Regions from separate parts of the Homo sapiens genome. Here region 2 is linked to region 1. A link is an interaction called in ENCODE POLR2A ChIA-PET data of the cell type or tissue named here. Cell type or tissue: PC-3. All regions are shown on one strand.

Evidence for each region. ChIA-PET counts read pairs that join two places held together with the same protein. Peaks named below come from ENCODE experiments on the same cell type or tissue, not always from the same donor. Only the 100,000 strongest peaks of a DNase experiment are listed, where the experiment ranks them.
Region 2: POLR2A ChIA-PET joins it to region 1 with 6 read pairs; 1 of 35 experiments calls an interaction of 5 or more read pairs at or near these places.

What each region holds. Positions count from the first base shown.
Region 1 is chr2:189,128,954-189,131,453 of GRCh38, forward strand. The region is part of intron 1 of COL5A2 (collagen type V alpha 2 chain); the gene reads right to left. Among named protein-coding and RNA genes, the nearest start is that of MIR3129, 2.9 kb to the right of the region's middle. In PC-3, no CTCF peak of the experiment used is centred here; a DNase peak (open chromatin) is centred at 1,228; H3K27ac peaks cover 2,500 bases.
Region 2 is chr2:189,190,657-189,193,156 of GRCh38, forward strand. It overlaps a transcript of COL5A2 not described here. Among named protein-coding and RNA genes, the nearest start is that of COL5A2, 12 kb to the left of the region's middle. In PC-3, no CTCF peak of the experiment used is centred here; a DNase peak (open chromatin) is centred at 1,365; H3K27ac peaks cover 982 bases.

The DNA of each region.
Region 1 (2,500 bases):
ATTAAAATTGCTTTAATCAATTAGGACTCTGGTATTTCGGTAACAAATCTCCATGGAAAAAAGTCTCTGATTTAGATTAGTAAAGTGAGATTCTGGTGTGAATATAAGAAGTCTCAAAGTTCTCCCAGATTCCATTTGTGCCTTTATGGTCCCCTGGTGAGTTTTATCACTGGGTAGAATTCACAAACCAAAAATAAAAAAAAAAAGAAAAACATTTCACACGGGGAACTTAACAAGAAAAAACAACTACCTTATAGAAAACAGATGGCTAGCGATACTAAAGCCGAAAGGCTGTCAGCTGTGTCTTCAGCCTGTTTTTCTATGCTTTTATAAATTGGCAGGAAAAACTCCTTACATTTCACTAAAAGGGGCCCAGCCCATAAATGATTTGCTAAAGAAATCTGAAAATCCATGTTTTTCAATATGAAATATGTAAAATGTTTGAAAACTGATTTTTCAATGAGGATTTTTCAAGCTTCTATTTTGAGAGATGATTCTGGGACATTCCTTGAATTATTCAGAAATGAAGAGAAAATGGTGTAAATAAAATAATAATTTTATGTCAAATTTCCTTTTTTCTCATCTTTTAAAATCTCTCTTTTACGTGCAAAAGCTACTAGGTACTAGGTGACATTTACTTTTGTAAATCACCTATTTGATTTCAAAAGGGACAAGTTATAGTGTATGATTTAGGAAATCATTTTCAAATTAGGAATTGAAGAGCAACTTATCTGTATCATACATCCATTTAAACTTCATCCATGTTAAGATTTAGGGGAAGAGGTTGGATTATAATTCAGCCATTTACCAAATACACATATTATGCAGCTACATTAAAGACTGTGTGGTGGGAGGTTTACCGTAATATAAAGTTTATGCCCTCATGTGGCTTACACTTGTTTGAAATTGTGCTCTCTTAATGGTTCTGCCTGCAGCAGTTATAAATTATATGAGCATATGTGACCTTGAAGCAAAGGAAGATGAAATAAATTAATAGTTAGCTAAAAATGTCTGTATTGTGATATTCTAGAAATCTTTTTGGCCATAGAACTAAAATCTTTTTCCCTCCTTATATTCCTTCAGTTTGATTCAACAAAAATGCGTTTTCTGTCTTCTCCATGCCAGACACTGCCCTGGATTGTGGTGATAGGGCAACGGACAAACACATTCCTGAATACTTTTATTTCTGAAAGAAACAGTCTTGTCTAATTTCACATGAGAATTTTCCTTCCTTTAGTAATTTGTGGGAAGATGGAAGTATTTTGTGGTTAGAACCTATGAGTATGCTTTTAGACTATTTACTCCAAATCCTTTTAGTCACTGAGATATTTTAAGAGGTGAGTCTATGAAATAGACTTCTAGAAGTAAGTGTCAGGATTTGAGTTTTGATATACAGCCTCTTTACAAATTTATTTACTGATTTATTTAACAATGATTTTTGAGCACCTAATATGTGCTCAATTTAAAAGGGCATTTACTTGTAAAGACACTCATCATATTTATTCCTAATTTTTGCTTTAATAGCTAGGCTACTCTCCACTGAAGCAGGGTATCTATGTGTTGTTCATAGCTGTACCCCTTACACCTAGCAAGGGATCTAGGACATAGTGGGTCTTCACTGTAGCCACATGAACTAAAAGGGAAATGAGGAAATAAAATCAGAGTATTGCCACCATATTTAAATAGCCACCTTGGCTCTGAAAAGATTTCAAACAGATCTAGCTAGCATCTAGTATCTCTTCTACACAGATAAGTTTCCATTCCATTTTACAAATGAAATATTAGAGTATAAACCAGTCTACAAACCTACCTTTTACACAAGTGCCTGTGAAAAATTTAGTTTATAAAGCCCAAGTCACATCACAAATGCTTAATATATTTATTTTTATTTATTCAACACATTATTGACTACCTTCTATATCTTAGGCACCATATCAATGTTAGAAATATAAGTGTTAACAGACAGAAAAGATTTAGTCCTTAAAGAGCTTATACTCTAGTGGAAAGAAACAGGAAATAAGCAAATATTATACTTACTAACCATACAATATGTCTAGTAGCAAGAAGTGTTACCAAAAATTCAGCAAGGTAAAGACAAAGAGCTCCAGGAGAAAAGTGAATTGAGAGGAGAGCGGGGACTGAGCTTAATTTTGAATAATCAGGGACAAGCTCACAAATAAAGTAGAATTTGAGCAGAGACCTGAGGGAAATAACATAGTATTTTCAAATGACGATTCTTATTGGAATAAATGTCATCTTTAAGTCCTGTCATCATAAAAAGTGGTATCAAGTTCTTTCTTGGGTTACCGGAAATAACTTTGACAGCTAAGTGAATTGTAAAGTTCATAAAATGGAACAATAAGTTTCTTTGCCTAGGTAATTTCCCAGCAAATAAAATGCAAAGCATCAAAAAGGTTTTTTTCTTCTTAAACTGCTCAAGCCATTGTAAAAATTTCACGAAAATATGAAATTCGCTGAGAAAATTTAACATTTGTTTAAT
Region 2 (2,500 bases), 62 kb after region 1:
ATTTGGGACACTGAAATTATCAATAGCAGGAAGAATTAAGAAGTTACTGTGCTCCTAATGCATGAGCATCAGTCATCACACCCTTGTTTCAAATGTGACTTATTCATCCTAATATGCTCATCCTTCTTAAGATGGGGTTTTGGTTTCAAAAGTTACATGATTTATATGCAAATCAATGTAATGCACATTTGTTAGAGAGATTACTTTGAGAATGCAGATATGTACAGGATATTGTCCTGGCCCACCAAAGGCTTACGTGGTTTGGTGGTAATAGACGCAATCACTGATATCTAACACATAATAAAGGAATGAGTTCTATTATACAAACACACAGAACAATAATAGGAGAACAGCGTATGATAAAAGGACTTGAAGTCACAAGGAACTTGGAAAGAGGTTCTGGATGTGATAGGATTTAAGCAGAGCTTCAGAAAATGAATAGCACTCCAACAAAGATTGCCTGAAGGGAGATTAGGGAAACCATAAAAAAAAAAACAAAAAACAAACAAACAACAAAAAACAACAACAAAAAAAACCACTCAGGTGGCTTAAAGAAATTGGTTAGTAGCCTAGCAGAGTTAAGACAGCTACAACAGCAGGGACTAAAAACCTATCTTCAAATTCTAAGAGGAAAGCATGTTGAATTTACAGTAAAGGAGGTAAGAAAAATGCCAGGAAATATTTTAAAAGCTAACTGCAATAGGCCGGGTACAGTGGCTCAAGTCTGTAATCCCAGCACTTTGGGAGGCTGAGGTGGGTAGATCACCTGAGGTCAGGAGTTCGCGACCAGCCTGGCCAACATGTTGAAACCCCATCTCTACTAAAAACACAAAAATTAGCCAGGGATGGTGGGGGGCACCAGTAGTCCCAGCTACTTGGGAGGCTGAGGCACAAGAATCACTTGAACCTGGGAGGCAGAGATTGCAGGGAGCCGAGATTGCAGTGAGCCAAGATTGCGCTCCAGCCTGGGTGATGGAGTAAGACTCCATCTCAAAAAATAAATAAATAAATAAAGCTAACTGCAATGAATCTCAACCTTAACAATACTTTCATCTTTTATTGGTCTATCCAGTATTTCAAGATAATGTATATATTTATCATTATACTTCAGAGTACTTTTATTTTTTTATGATTTTACTAAGCTAATAAACTACTGAACTGGATTCTTCAGAATGCTGTGTCTTGAGGGAGGCACAGAGAGACATCAATAATATCCCCACATCTTTACTCTTGTAAGAAAAAAAAAAAAGCACTTCTACTACTCTGCATGGTTTTGTTTATTGTAGAACCACACCCATATCTTTGCTTCCAAAAGACATAGCTCAAGAAGAAATGTGGATGAATCAGTAACCATACATAGATTTGAATTCTGCTTTTCACATAACAACCTCAACCTATCTTCCAAGTTCATCTCAAAATAGTCATCTTTTTCAGCAGCCTGCATCAACACAGCAGAGAAGTGGAAGATACACACAGGTAGGTTCCTCATTTATGTAAATCTGTGAGGGTTAACCAGATCTGTAAAGTAAAATGCTTTACTTTAAAGACAACATATAGTTCTAAATTCCAAATCCTGAAGAAAAGGAAATGAATACCTAATATAATCAAAGTAATTTTAAGTTAAAAAAAAGGAAACAAAAACTTACCTTGTGTCATTAAGAACCTGAAGTGTGACATTTCTCATAGGACTATTCTACAGAATATTCTCTCTGGAAGTAGGTCTTTGGGAAACATGAGCTTTGGTCCTAAAAGCCTCTCACTAACCACTTTACATGAGGACGACCCCATAGGTCCTTCGAGCCCAATTCCTTATTTGCATAATGAAATGGTAAAAGACCCTTAATATTTCCAAGTATTGTTACAGGAACATTCATGAATAAGTTTTCTAAATTCTATAAATTAATAAAATATGTTGTCATTCTCATTACTTATTTTACCTACATATAAAGAGTGATTCAATACAAATAGAGAAGAGCCCTATTCAATTTTTTGCTTAAGTATGAACAATATGAAGTCTCAAAGCTATTTTTGGACATTAAAAGTGTATTTTCAATGGGTAAAAGGACAAAACCAGTGCTACGGTTTGAATGTCTCCTCCAAAATTCATCTTGAAATTTAATTGCCATTGTAACAGTATTAAGAATTAAGATATTTAAGAGGTGATTAAGCCATGAAGGCTCTGCCCTTGTGAATGAATTAATGTCTTTATCTCAAGCATGGGTTCCTATCACAAGAGTGTGCTACTTATCACAAGAGTGCTACTTATCACAAGAGGATTCCTATCACAAGAGTGTGATACTTATCACAAGAGTGCTACTTATCACAAGAGGACGCATTTGGTCCTGTTTTGTCTCTGTCACCCTCTCTTGCCCTTCTACCTTCTGCCATGGGATGACACAGCAAGAAGGCCCCTGCCAGATGCTGGCCCCTTGATCTTGGATTTCTCAGCCTCAAGAACCATGCCAATAAATTTCTGTTCATTATAAATTACCCAGTCTCT